Regions from separate parts of the Homo sapiens genome. Here region 2 is linked to region 1. A link is an interaction called in ENCODE POLR2A ChIA-PET data of the cell type or tissue named here. Cell type or tissue: endothelial cell of umbilical vein. All regions are shown on one strand. Each heading gives the region's core, and the rest is flanking DNA. Links, peaks and the distances in the headings are about the cores only.

Region 1 (6,680 bases), core at 2,002-6,001:
AATTGCCAGGAATCCGATGGGATCTGGGCCAATATCTCCACGGAAGCAATTTTGTCTGGTTTATTTTCCCATTGTCCCTAGTAGAGGCTGCTTATGTTTAAAAACTGCTCAATCTTGTCCTGGTAGTTAAGAGTCCCTGTGATCATAAGGGATACACATCATCACTGCAAAGAGCTTCAAATCAAGACTGCACCAATTCTTATGGCCTACTTTCTTCCCAGAGTACCTCACATGTGATGGAGTTGGCATATATATTAAATACATAACTAATGTAAAGAGAATGAGAGAGCACCAAATAAAACAACAGTAGTACTTTGGTATCATTAAGGGGGTCCAAAGTAAAAAGGGGCCACATTGCTCCAGGCTGGTCAAAGAAGGGTTCCTAGATTAAGAGCCAGAACTTGGCTAGAAACTTAGAAATAAGTAGAATTCGGATAGGGAAAGAGAAAGGAGAAGGTATACCAGGTGAGAAGAATGGCAGAAATGAAGGCGTGGAAGGGGAGGGCACATGACTGTCATCTGGGAGTGGATGTAGGGCAAGGTGAGTTGTGACTCCATTTTTAAGCCCAAAACTTCTCTAGGAAGGACTTCGACTTTGTCCAGCCAACCACTGGCTCTCAACCTATGTCTCATGGGGGGATTTTTTAAAAATGCAGACGGCTTAAGTCCAACCCTACATGTGCTCAGTTTGGTTCTCCTTGGAATGGGGCCTAGGCATGTGCATTCTGAAAGAATCCCCTAAGGATTTCGTGCAGGCTAGTGAGAACCAGGTAAAGCAACAGGAAGCCACGAGAGATACGTGGGGGCCTAGGGTGAGTCTAGCAGTCCTGTAGGTGCGCCTGTGGAATTGCAGCAGGGAGAGAAGCAGCTAAAGCTAGAGTCCAGGGGATAAGTAATAACAGCCTGAAATAAGAGAAGGCCCAAGGCCAGAGGGGGCAGCTTAAACCCTACTTTATTTATTTAGTTTTTAAACTGAGGCACCAGCTGTTGTTCCAGGCATGTAGCCAAACCAACCTTGGGGCATTTATTTCCTATATGTGGGAAGTCATCTCCAACCCAAATATGTTCATACAAATAACCCAGATTTACAGAACCCAGAGATCAAAAGGGAAGTGGAATTTGATTCTGCTTACAAAGAAGCAGACCTTTATTCTGATTGCTTGTGTTGTTTGCAAAACAACTTGAGTATCATTTTTAAAAGCAAGTGTTAGTGTCTGAGGTACAGAATTGTTCCGGCTTCCAAGAAACTTTTCGTGAAGAATCATAAATGCCATGCTGTTCCAGAAATAAACAGTCAGCTCCACAGAGTCCTCTGGAATGATTGGCATAGCTGCGTTTTGGGGGTTTTGTTTCAGTGGGAGCCCGCCTTCCTTTAAAGAGGGGCACTGCTTTGGGGAGACTGCTCTAATGAGCAGCCAAACAAGTGTTCTTATTCACAGTCTTGTCAGTCCAGGAGGTGGGCAGGGCAGTGTGAACAAGAACTGTAGAAAATCAACTCTGGCCCTGGTGTTATTTGGAATAAGACAAAGGAAGGAAGCCTGTACTCTGACTAATTACGCAGAGAGCACAGCACCACAAACCCTAAAGGCCAAAGAGCTCTGGGGAAAAACCAGAGAAGCAAATTTCTGCTATTTTTCATCTTCTCCTCTGGCCCCCCCCAAGAAATATATAGCAAAGTGAGATATATAGCAGGATCTCAGCAAAGTGGAATAATTAGTACATGCACTGCTTTTCACTCGGAAGGGGCTATATAAATCCTGCAGGAAACCAAAGGATGCGGCCAGAACATCCATATGACTCATGGAACTTAGCTGTGTCTGGAAAAATATATCTGATGTTTCAGTTTCTCTGATGTTAAACCCACTCTGAGAACCCAAAAGAAGTAGTGTAATGAAGGAGAGATGAAATGATTTTTAGCTCATCTCTTCAGGAAGGTTTCTTCCACCCAGGCCATCAGCAATATTCTTTGAACCACATCTCAGATCATGAATTTATTTGTTTTTAAGCCAAGAAGTCTGCAGTATCCGGTCCCCATGCATGCCTGACGCCCCCACCCACCTGCACACCTGCACATACTCCCAGGCCTCACCTTGATATAAGCCCAGGAAATGGGCAAGATGGAACTGGAGCCCCATGGGGCCGCACTGACGGTTCCCACAGGACAGGCATCCTCATTCCGCTTTAGTGAAATGACGGGATGATTGGGCAAAAACGGGGCGAGATGTTTCTTCCTGTATTTTTTTTAAGTGCAAATTCAGAAAATGTAAACGATTCAGTTTAATCTAATGGGAAGGTTCTGGGCCCTCCCAGAAAGCCTTGTTCTTAGCAGAGGAGCTCTGACAGTGGAAGGGACTCTCCACCTGCTGGGAGGCAGATGTTCAGGAAGCGATCCTTCCTTCCTTCCTCCTCTGGTGGAGGTCCACCAGCCATCAGTGTCCCAGGGCTCACCCAAGAAATGTGGTGGAGGGCTTGATAGAGGCAGGCAGCCATAAAACAGTGGAGTTCCATGTCCCTCCCTCCCACTCCCAGCCCCATTCCCTCACCCCTATACACTTTCCCAAGATGGACATAGGAGGGGCTGATGAGAAGATGCCCCATGGGCTGACATGAACATCATTCTCCCCACCTCCCTGACAGCTGAAGCACTGGAGCTCACACATTTACTAGAAATAATCATCATCAAAATGAATCTCACTTTAACCGTAGTCCAAGAAAAAAAAAACAAGAAAGAAGAAAAAAGTAAGAAGGCCAAGCTTCCAGCAACTCTGAAAACTGACTTCTTTAGCATATTTTTGGGAGACTGAAGCAGCTCAGGAAAACAGCTGCTCTCATCATCATTTTCCCAAGATGATTTGATTTCAGTGTAAAAAGTTATCCACAGCTAAGAAATATTCCTTCAGTCCTACTCTGGCTTCATCCAATTATTTCTAGTAACCAGGTTTGTTTCTTCCTTACTTATGTGTTACTTATCTCAACACCTTACATCTAATTCACTTTCAATGGAACCATTAGCTGATTTTAAAAAAGAAAAAAAAAATGCTAGGAAATCCAAAAGTCCGAAAGGCACTTTCTAGTGCCAATATTCCAGTTACAATACGTATGCTCAGGTGAAGTTCCCTATTCATTATTCTGTTAATAAACCTGCTGTCTATGTGCAACTGGAAGCTCAGTGAGGCCAGATGCTATGGTTAGTAAAATCTAATTACGCTTTTCTTTGGAAATCCCCTAAAAGCACCCATTTTGCTGCTCCTCCCCCAGCCCCTACAAGTGCACTACACCGATGAGGGTATCCTCAACACATGAAGACTTTGATGGGATGAGTAGTCTATTTAGGGCCACTCCTTCATTCTGTCTCCAAAGCCATCCTGAAACCAGCAGCCCAGAACTTACACTCCGATGGGCCCCATGCCAGGACCACCTCCTCCGTGGGGAATGCAGAAGGTCTTGTGAAGATTTAGGTGCGAGACATCAGACCCGAAGTCTCCAGGGCGACAGATTCCCACCTACCACAAAGGCAAGGGCCAAAAGCAAAAGTCAAGAGCTTGGAAGCACCCTCCAGTGTGAAGGCCATGGCTGGCCGGTGCTGCCTTCTCCCCTCAGAGGAAAAGCAGGCAGAGCCACATCCATGGTGTTCACAGAAATGTCCTCTATACTGGCCCAGTTCCGTAGTCACAAACTGGCATCCGATAGGCAGAGTGCTTGTGGTTGCTATGGAAATAGCAACTGACCATTTAGTCCAATTTAGATTTAAAAATATGGATTTGAATACACAGTCTCTTCCTAATTATCCACACACCACAAAGGGAGAGAAGTGTCTCTAACACAAGAAAGGGCAGAACCTCCATGTTGTTGAAATAGGCAACTCTTCCCTGAGCAGCGCTACCTTCCCCTGCGTGGTCGGCTTTAGTATGATGCACGTTACCGAACGGCCCCGTTGGGCACAGTGATGGAAGGGGCTGCGGGGGCACCAGGGAGGAGGCTGAACTGAGAGAGGGAAGGCAAGGCTCGCAGTCTTCCCGAGATGACCCAGATACCAGGCATGCCATCCCACTAGCCTTCCCACCACTTGGGTGTTAGGACTAATTTTGATGGTGACCAAAGGTACAGAATTCATTTATGCTACAGAACCAATAGACAATCTCTGGATTACACTTGTGAAATGAATGAGAACCAAAGAAAGGCTCTAAAATGGTAGGAAAAAAAAAAGAGGTCGGGCGTGGTGGATCACACCTGTAATCCTAGCACTTTGGGAAGCTGAGGCAGGTGGATTGCCTGAGCTCAGGAGTTCAAGACCAGCCTGGGCAACACAGTGAAACCCCATCTCTACTAAAATACAAAAATAAAAATAAAAAAATTTAAAAAAATTAGCTGGGTGTGGCAGCATGCACCTGTAGTCCCAGCTACTCGGGAGGCTGAGGCAGCAGAACTGCTTGAACCCAGGAGGTGGAGGTTGCAGTGAGCAGACATCGCACCACTGCACTCCAGCCTTGGCGACAGAGTGAGACTCCATCTAAAAAAAGAAAGAAAGAAAGAAAAAGGAAAAAAGCAAACACCAATAAGAGTCTCAAAAAGATTGTGTCACTCCTCTCCTGCAGGGGCTCCCAACAGCATTTCTTCAGAGGTTCACAGTACATAGATCCTCTGTCCCCCAAGTAATCAGGATTGGGCCCTTTGAGCCCCCATTTCACAGCTGATAAAGCTGATGCCAGGATAAGTGGCTTTCCAAGGCCATGAGAGATCAACAACCACCAGTGGTCAGGTCGTGGGTCTGAGTTCCCTCAGGCAGGAAGCCTCTCAAGAAGTCAGAATTTTTTTTTTTTTCCACATATCCATTTTCTCAGTGGGAACTAAGGGCGGGCCTCTTCAGTTCCCACCTGAGCATTCATATTTGCCCCGTCTAGGTAGACCTGTCCTCCATGTTGATGGATGAGGTCACACACGTCACTGATGTTCTCTTCAAACACCCCATTGGTGGATGGGTATGTAATCATGATAGCTGCTAGGTTCTCCTTGTGCTTATCCACCTGTGAAAGAAAAGGGGTAGAGAAGGACATGGAGGGAGGATATGTTTCTTTCTTGGCCAAATCCTCGCCTTTCATTTTAAAGGATGAAGAAAGATGAAGTCTCAGTCTTTACTTTCCTGGAACTGTCTCAAAGTACAATGACAGCAATAAAAAAAAACCACAGCCATTACTCCCTTCACAAATCATTCCAAAGAAATAATAAGATCCTGGCTGGGTGTGGTGGCTCATGCCCGTAATCCCGGCACTCTGGGAGGCCGAGGCGGGCAGATCACCTAAGGTCAAGAATTCGAGACCAGCCTGGCCAACATGGTGAAACCCCGTCTCTACTAAAAATACAAAGATTAGCCGAGCATGGTGGCAGGTGCCTGTAATCCCAGCTACTTAGGAGGCTGAGGCAGGGACAATTGCTTGAACCGGTGAGGTGGAGGTTGTAGTGAGCCAAGATCACACCACTGCACTCCAGCTTGGACAACAGAGAGAGACTCCACGTCAAAAAAAAAAAAGAAAAAAGAAAAAAAGAAATAATAAGATCCTTTCAGGCTAGGTCTCTATGGTCCAGACCAAAAGGACTATTCACAAGATTTTTGGATATTTTGGGCCCAACTCTCTAAGGTGGTTTTCCCTTGGTTCAAGTCATCTCAATAACGATTTCAGACGTTTGTGGTTCTAGGTGCGTCCATTCTCATAGTTAATCTCTCTGCTCATCTTCTCATATCCATTCCTTTCCCTTGCCTTCTGTTGAAGTTAAAATTCCCAAATTACAGCTAGATAGGAGGAGTAAGTTGTAGAGTTCTATACCACTGCAGGATGACTATATTTAACAATATATAATTTTGAATAGTTAGAAGGAGGATATTGAACGTTCCCTCAACACAAAGAAATGATACATGCTTGAGATGATGGATATGCTGATTACCCTGATCTGATCTCTATACATTTGATGTATAGAAACATCACTATATACCCCATGACTATGTACAACTATTGTCATTTAAAAAGATAAAGAACAGAGGCCAGGCGTGGTAGCTCACGCCTGTAATCTCAGCACTTTGGGAGGCTGAGGCGGGCGGATCATGAGGTCAGGAGATCGAGACTATCCTGGCCAATACGGGGAAACCCTGTCTCTACTAAAAATACAAAAAGTAGCTGGGCATGGTGGCACACGCCTGTAGTCCCAGCTAATCAGGAGGCTGAGGCAGGAGAATTGCTTGAACCCGGGAGGCGGAGGTTGCAGTGAGCCGAGATCGTGCCACTGCACTCCAGCCTGGGCGACAGGGTGAGACTCCGTCTCAAAACAAACAAACAAAAAGATAAAGAACAGGAATTGGAAAAAAAAAAAAAAAAAGAATTCCCACAAGAAGTGTTTCTGTAAATAAAAGTCTTCTTTATTCTTTCCTTTTACAGAAGGCAAGCATATATAAAAGTCACATCCCTGTTTGTTTTCCTGGCCAGCATATCAGAGCAGGCATGTTTGAGAACATGGGGGTGGCCAGGGAAGTCATGTCCTATATTACTATAATGGAGGGACTTAATAATTTCAACTACTGGCCTGGAACACTTGTTGGAAAAAAGCTTTGTGGAGCAATGGAAGGGTAGAGGTGGATCGAAGAGAGGTGCAGCATTGTGGATTTTCAGCTTCCTTTAGAAGGCAACTGC
Region 2 (8,496 bases), core at 2,642-6,641, 300 kb after region 1:
AATTGAAAAATTCTTTTTCCATGTTTAGATATGTTTAGCTAAATGAATACTTTGTAGCTAAATACTTTGTGTTAAAATTGCCTACAATATTTAGTTCAGTACAGGTTTGTAGCCTAGAAGCAATAAGCTATGCCATATAGCCTAGGTCTGTAGTAGATCCACTATCTAGATTTGTGTAAGTCCACTCCATGATGTTCACACAATGGCGAAATTGCCTAACAACATATTTCTCAGAAACTATCACTGTTATTAAGTGATGCATGACTGTATATGTAAAGTTGCCTGTAGTCCATTTTGTGAACCATGAATTGATAAATATTTTAGGCTTCAAGAATTTATTGGGCATCTTTACTTTGAGCATTTGTTGGATGGTATGTAGGAGGTAGTTAGGAGTGAAGAGCTGACTTCCTGGGTGTAGTTTCAAACCATCTTCATGATCTTCTGGTTCATCCTCCTCTAATTATTTTTATTTTATTTTATTTTTTTTTGAGATGAAGTCTTGCTCTGTCGCCCAAGCTGGAGTGCAGTGGCGCGATCTTGGCTCACTGCAACCTCCGCTTCCTGGGTTCAAGCAATTCTGCTGCCTTAGCCACCCAAGTATCTGGGATTAGAGGCCCAGCTAATTTTTTGTATTTTAGTAGAGACAGGGTTTCACCATGTTGCCCAGGCTGGTCTTGAACTCCTGAGCTCAGGCAGTCTGCCCACCTTGGCCTCTCAAAGTGGTAGGATTACAGGCATGAGCCACCACACCCAGCCAATGTATTTTTTATTTTTTATTTCTATTTATTTATTTTTTCGAGACAGGGTCTCACTCTGTTGCCCAGGCTGGAGTGCAGTGGTGCGATCTCGGCTCACTGCAACCTCCACCTCCTAGGTTCAAGCGATTCTCCTGCCTCAGCCTCCCGAGTAGCTGGGATGACAGGCGTGTGCCACCACGCCTGGCTAATTTTTGTATTTTTAGTAGAGATGGGGTTTCACCATGTTGGCCAGGCTGGTCTCGAACTCTTGACCTCAGGTGAGCCACCCTCCTTGGCCTCCCAAAGTGCTGAAATTACAGGCGTGAGCCACCACGCCTGGCCAAATGAAACTTTTTAATAGGTGGTCTAGGACTCATACAGGCTCCAGTGACAAGAGAATGTGATCGGATTATTCATTACTCAGATGTTTATTTGTTATTACTTTTTGTAGAGATGGAGTCTTAGTGTGTTGTCCAGGCCGGTGCTGACCTCCTGGGCTCAAGTGATCCTGCTGCCTCAACCTCCCAAAGTGCTGGGATTACAGGTGTGAGCCACTGCACCCAGCACTCAGGTGTTATTTGTGGGCCTGGTTTGAGCACATGCTTAAGGACAGGGATCTCTGTTGTGTTTGTACAGCATTACTGTAAAGTTTGTTGGAATGTCATCTTTTAGTTTTTTCAGAACTTAGCTTGGAGAGACTAGGAGAAATATTTTCAACAATGGTTAGGCTCCTGGACAGTTTCTCAGCTGCTTTGTTATCTTGATGCTCTTTCTGACATTCACTTAAAGTGTGGATAAAATTGAATGAAATGGGTGAATTCAACATGTTAATAAAATCTAGTATGTAGGCAACTACATACTATGTCTTGCTTAAGAAATCTGAAAAGTTAGTAGCAAAACTTTTCTGGGGATTTGTTAAGGAATTAATAAATGAGGATGCCTGGGACGTTAATTTGAGTTTTCAGTATTAGGAAAGTTTAAATGAAGTGTCTGCTTTCTAATTAAGAAAGATGGCTGTCTTGTCTTCTCCTGGGAACAGGTTGATGTTGTCTCCTAATGATCACTTCAGGAAGAATATTCTGGTCAGGGCTAAGATGGATTCTGGTGTCTTGTGTCTTTGGGAAAGAGCATCACTAATCATGAGTGAGAATAATTATGCCCATTTTCAAAGTATTTCTTTCTTGCAGCTTGTATATGTGCAGTAGTTAATTACTCTATTAGTTATTAAGTATACAGCCTCCATCAGACGCATTAAGAGTAGATTTATACTGTCACTATTATCCTTAACCTTGGCCATTGTTTATAATGATAAAATAATAAAATGTAGTAGTGAGTTGTAACACTGATTCTACATACTATTTCCTAAGATAACTACTGTAGGAAGAGAGTGTTATAAATGCCCCTACAGATATTTTCTAGTAGATGTATGAAATATTACATTTCCTCAGCATAAATAATTTTGAGGTAAACTTTGTCATTATTAAAATTCATTTTAGCAATCCTTATAATATATTTGAGGTGAGCTTTGAAAGATGTTAGAAGCAACACAAATTCATGGAAGTATTTGGAGGCAGGCGGTTTGGCAGAGCTTAGGACACGAGGGCCCAGTAATCAGGGCTGTAGTCTTTATTATGCACTAGTGCATGTGGCTTTGGGCAAATAACTCTGCTTGTCTGGACTCCAGTTCCTTCACTCCCCCAAGTCACAAGGTTAGCCAGAATGACCTCCAGTCATTCTGATTCTGTGACTCATGATCAGAGTCACAGGAATATTTTTATTGAGTTGACAAAACGAGAGGATGAAGGGCTGCAAGGTTCTGTATGCACATGTGGGTGCGTGTGCACCAGCGTCCTCTTCTGCCTGTCCTCTCCTTGTTGAGCTGTATCTCCCCTTCAGTATGGGATGGTTGCCTTTACTTTTCTCTAGTGGGTGGCCTCTCCTGTGCTTGACATATCTGTCACTATATTGTTTTCTCTTCTGTCTCTGACCTTATAGGTTGGCATTTCAAGTCTACTCCTTCCTCTTGAATTCTACCTCCAGGTACCAGGCTCTGGATGGGATTATTGCAAAGACTGCCTACGATTCCCTCCTTACTTACGGGCCCATGCTGCTCTCATCTGTCCATGTTTCACTTAGGGTTTGCTTAAAGACTCTCTGGACTATGTGCTGCCCCTACTTTAGACATTGTTTTGGCATCTTACAACTGGTTGTGGCCACCCCTCCTGCCATCTCCCTCATTTTCCCACCTCCTTTCTCCCCGACCATCCTCCAGCTTGCCTGTGTGTGCCTTGAAGTTAAGGTCCATGGTTTTGTTTTTTTTGTGTGTGTTTTTTTTTCACCTTTGAATCATCAGCACTTAACACACAGGGCCTGGCTATAGGAGCGATGCCCTGTAAAGAATTGTTGTATTGAATTAGAAGAGTGTTAAATTATTTTAGATCCATCTCTTTAAGGGCAGGCATGGAAACTTTTAATAAAAAAGATTCTTTTCTAGCCCAGGTGCGGTTGCTCATGCCTATAATCCCAGCACTTTGGGAGGCCAAGGTAGGCGGATCACTTGAGCCCAGGAGTTCAAGACCAGCCTGGGCAACATGGCAAAACTGTTTCTACAAAAAAAAAAAATAAGAAAATTAGCCGGTCATAGTGGCTCACGCCTGTAGCCCCAGCTGATCGGAAGGCTGAGGTGAGAGGATGACCTGAGCCCGGGGAGGTCAAGGCTGCAGTGATCCGAGGTGGTGCCACTGCATTCCAGCCTGGACAACGGAGGGAGACACTGTCTCAAAGAATAAAAAAATAAATAAAAATAAAAGCCTAAAAGGTAACTATTAAGAATACTAAGTTTCCTGAGTTGCTATACATAGGAGACATACATTTCTAGCTACCGTGTGTGGCAGGTTTGCGGAGTAAGTGTTCATGAACACAGGTTTGTACTGAAGAGACTTCAAAGCAGCTGATGATTTATTTGAACATTTCTGGTTGAAGGTTTAGGGGGAAAAGTATCCTTAGAGTAAGCAGATAGAAAACTGCTTTGACAGTCAGTGGTAAAGTATTATTTTCTTGGAATGAATATTGACTTTGGAGCCAGAAGTCCTGTTTTAAAACCCCAATCTGTCACTTACTGGGAATGACTTAGGGCAAATCACTACACTCCTTTCATCATGAGTTTCTTTCACTGCCAAATGGAGGCATGATTTATTCTCTGTCTACTTAAGGGATATCTAGGAGGGTCCAGGTATATACTGTGTATAAATGCTTTGTAAACTGTAAAGTATTATACAAATACTCATAATTACTATTATTTTAATAACCATGAAAATAATTTTTTTTTAGTCATAGTAGTTACTTAAAGTCTGAACTTGGCCATAATGTATGTATTTATAATAGAATAGGAGTTTCAGTGATTAAAAAAAAATGTGATTCTCCCTTCCAAGCCTCTTGTGTGAGTGCTTAACTGCTAGAGGATATAGAATTCAGATGGTATCTTGAGTCTTTCTTTCCCAGACTGGGTACAAACAAAATGAATAAGAAACTTTCGACTGGGTGCGGTGGCTCACGCCTGTAATCCCAGCACTTTGGGAGGCCGAGGCGGGCGGATCACCTGAGGTCAGGAGCTCGAGACCAGCCTCAACATGAAGAAACCCCGTCTCTACTAAAAATACAAAATTAGCCGGGTGTGGTGGTACATGCCTGTAATCCCAGCTACTCGGGAGACTGAGGAAGGAGAATTGCTTGAATCTGGGAGGCGGAGGTTGAGGTGAGCTGAGATCGCGCCATTGCACTCCAGCCTGGGCAACAAGAGCGAAACTCCGTCTCAAAAAAAAAAAAAAAAAAAACAAAAAAAAAACTAACTTTCAAATTTACTCTGTAGAGAACAAGGGAGATAAGGTGTAAGAGGATGTGTTTTAAGCTGTGAAAAGGTCTAAAATCAGGAAAGGTTTTCCTGAAGGTTTTTAGAAAATTAAGAATGGGTTGTAGCATTTTGGACATTGTTAAATTTCATTCAGTAAACTGAGATTTTGTTAAAATACTGTGTAGCAGTTAAGAAGTATCCAATTATTCAGGATAGATACACATTAGTTCAATGCTTTCTCATTAGAACTTTTGATCAGTGTTGTGTAGTACTTACCAGCACAGGTTTTTGTGTCAGTCTTGAGTTTTGCAAAACTCTTTACTCTTTACTGAGCATGTGACCTTGGGCAATTATTAAATAACCTCCATGCCTCAATTTTCTCTCCTAAAATACTCAGATGGTTTTGGCACCCACCTTGTAAGGCAATTGTGTGGATTAAATAACATGCTATGTACAAAGTACATATCACAGCTGGAGATGTAACACAGTGCTCAATAGATGTTAACGTTTCATACATTCATTTAGCAAATATATGTTGTATGTATACATGGCATGAAGTGTTTTAAACATGAACTTCATAAATTTGTATTAATAAGTGTTCTTGGTTATAAATGACAGCCAGGCGCTGAGGCTCATGCCTGTAATCCCAGCACTTTGGGAGGCTGAGGCGGGCAGATCACGAGGTCAGGAGTTCGAGACTAGCCTGGCCAACATAGTGAAACCGCATCTGTACTAAAAATACAAAAATTAGCTGGGCATGGTGGTGCATGACTGTAGTCCCAGCTACTCGGGAGGCTGAGGCAGGAGAATCACTTGAACCCAGGAGGCAGAGGTTGTGGTGAGCCGAGATTGCGTCACTGCACTCCAGCCTGGGGAACACAGTGAGACTCCGTCTCAAAAAAAAAAAAAAAAAAAAAAAAAAAGGAACCCAATTTAAGTATAACGGATTTTTCCCAGTGTTTGTAGTTGGGATAAACCAGAGGCATGGCTCAGTCTAGGAAATCAGATGCTCCCATTGGATGTCTGTCTCAGCCTTTCCCTTTATTTCTCCCTCCCTCCACTCTCTTCTATTCACCTTACCCCTATCTCTTCCTGTCCTTTCTCCTCTCCATTCCTTCTTTCTCCCTTTGGTCTAGAAGAGAGAAGCTGCTTACTTACAACTAATTACTTGATTATTGTTGAATTATATAATTCAAGTCTTACTTTTTAAAAGAATGAGCAAGTTATATGGTGCCAAATTGATCTAAGCTTGTTTAATGTACATCTCCATTAAAATGTGAGCTCTGGGAGTTGGGGAGCCCCACTATTCATTCATTCATTCGTTCATTCATTTATTATGTGGTTTAAATTTTCTTTTTTATAGAGATGGGGTCTCGCTGGGTTGCCCAGGCTGGCCATGAACTCCTGGGTTCAAGTGGTCCTATTGTGTCTGCCTCCCAAAGTGCTGGGATTATAGGCGTGAGTCACCATTCCTGGCCCCACCAGTCTTTTAACTAGCATGCCTCTAGTGCCTGGCACAGCATTTGGCATGAGCCTGGCACTTGGTAGGTACTCAGTAAACATTTGCTCAGTGAACAGTCTTACTGAAGGAACTCTTTATTTGAAGATCAAAAAAAAAAAAATCTAAGAACATTAGGGATTAGGCAGCTTGATAGTATTTAGTGATCCATTGAATTAGCAGCCCATGGTAATAACTCATACTTGTTAATTTTTCTATTTAGTAACTTTAGACCCAGTAATATGTTCTAATTTCAAATGTTAAGACTTACTGGATGGTGTAAAGCTGCATTATTTTGCTATTTTGTCTAGAAAAAATGCACTTAGAATTAACCATGGTTCATTTTGGTTTTAATTGCTTTTTCTAGAGAAATTTGCCCTTTACATAAGAAAATACTTTTAGAAATACTCTTAAGTTGAAGTAATAAAATTAACCGCATAGGTTATTGATTAGTTTTAGGCATATCTCTCTCTGTGTGCGTGTGTGTGTGTGTGTGTGTGTGTGTGTGTGTGTGTGTGTGTATTTTTTTTTGAGACAGAGTCTCACTCTGTTTCCCGGGCTGAATGCGGTGTTGCGATGATGGCTAACTGCAGCCACAACCTCCTGGGCTCAAGTGATCCTCCCACTTCAGCCTCCCAGGTAGCTGGGACTACAGGTGTGTGCCACTATGCCAGGCTAATTTTTGTATTTTTTTTTTTTTTTTTTTTTGAGACGGAGTCTCGCTCTGTCGCCCAGGCCGGACTGCGGACTGCAGTGGCGCAATCTCGGCTCACTGCAAGCTCCGCTTCCCGGGTTCACGCCATTCTCCTGCCTCAGCCTCCCGAGTAGCTGGGACTACAGGCGCCCGCCACCGCGCCCGGCTAATTTTTTGTATTTTTAGTAGAGACGGGGTTTCACCGTGTTAGCCAGGATGGTCTCGATCTCCTGACCTCATGATCCATCCGCCTCGGCCTCCCATAATTTTTGTATTTTTGTAGAGATGGGATCTTCCTATGTTGAGCCTTCCTAGGCTGGTTTTACACTCCAGGGCTCAATCAATCCTCCTGCCTTGGCCCCCCGAAGTCCTGGGATTATAGGCATGAGCCACCATGCCTGGCCATTGTATGTTTCAAAGATAGTATTGTTACTTTGGGAGGCCAAGGCAGAAGGATTGCTCAAGCCCAGGGGTTCGAAACCAACCTGGTTAACATAGGGACACCCTGTATCTACCAAAAACAAAACAAACAAAAACAAACCCCAAAACAGAAAAGATAATATTGCTAATAAAATTTAAAAAGTGTTGGAAATATACCAAAAAGTATGGTATTAGCTTTGTACATAGCTGCTAGCTATATTTGTAAGAAGAAGAGAATACAGTGCTAACTGGTAGTAAAATATTTATTGATCAAGTGGATCACATACCACTCTAGCACACACCCACTTGCTTGCAGCCCCAAAACATTGATCTCTGTGGACCACTGCTCAGCACAGAATTCCCTAAAGGAACCATCCAGGATATCTAGTGTTTGTGAGTTGGAAAGTCTCACTCTTTTTTCCTGAAGTGTTGAGATTTTACTAATTAATTGATTGGTAACTGGATTGTTACCGATCAAGTTTAACGTTGGTACTTTGATGATGAAATTATGAACTGGAACTAATCCTAATAATGTCAGTCAACGTGCAAAGCAAATAGTTTTCCAGAGTAGCCAGCTGTACTTTTTTTTTTTTTTTTTAAGACAGGGTCTCGCTCTGTTGCTCAGATTGGAGTGCAGTGGTGCAATCTTGGCTCACTGCAACCTCTGCCTCCCGGGCTCAAGCGATCCTCCCACCTCAGCCTCCTGAGTAGCTAGGACTACAGGTGCATGTTAACACATCTGGCTAAGTTTTTTTTTTTTTTTTTTTTTTTTAGAGATGGGGTTTTGCTATGTTGCCCAGGCTGGCCTGGAACTCCTGAGCTAAGGCAGTCTACCCACGCAGTCAGTCATAGCTCATTGTAGCCTCAAACTCCTAAGCTCAAGCACTCTTCCTGCCTTGGCTTCCCAAAGTCCTGGATTACAGGTTTGAGCCACTATGCCTGGCAGTAACCTGCTATATTGATGGTAGATTTAAAGGAATGAATTGAAGAAACAGAAGACTCAGGGCAAAATCTTACCCATTGTGAGAATCCCTTTTCTACCTGCTTTTGCTTATTTTGTTATTAGCAATGTTCCAAATTTGCATATTAATGAATTACTGCTCAGTAAGGGCGTGTAAATTCCCCTTAGGATGCTTGCTGAATCTTTTTTGCTACTCTTTTAGTTACACCACCACCACCACCACGACCACCACCACCTACAACATTGACATCCCTTCAAATGAAAAGAAATTGTTAAATCCATAACTCTAGGGAAAAACCAGAATGTTTACCCAACTTTCTTTATTGTGTACTTCAT

Evidence for each region. ChIA-PET counts read pairs that join two places held together with the same protein. Peaks named below come from ENCODE experiments on the same cell type or tissue, not always from the same donor. Only the 100,000 strongest peaks of a DNase experiment are listed, where the experiment ranks them.
Region 2: POLR2A ChIA-PET joins it to region 1 with 5 read pairs; 2 of 35 experiments call an interaction of 5 or more read pairs at or near these places.

The regions. Positions count from the first base shown.
Region 1 is chr9:6,551,279-6,557,958 of GRCh38, forward strand. GLDC (glycine decarboxylase) reads right to left here. Exons shown (of 25, transcript NM_000170.3): 18 at 4,875-5,024; 19 at 3,391-3,503; 20 at 2,090-2,231. Among named protein-coding and RNA genes, the nearest start is that of GLDC, 91 kb to the right of the region's middle. In endothelial cell of umbilical vein, for the core only: no CTCF peak of the experiment used is centred there; no DNase peak of the experiment used is centred there; H3K27ac peaks cover 1,325 bases.
Region 2 is chr9:6,849,976-6,858,471 of GRCh38, forward strand. All of the region lies in intron 5 of KDM4C (lysine demethylase 4C), which reads left to right. Among named protein-coding and RNA genes, the nearest start is that of KDM4C, 96 kb to the left of the region's middle. In endothelial cell of umbilical vein, for the core only: no CTCF peak of the experiment used is centred there; no DNase peak of the experiment used is centred there.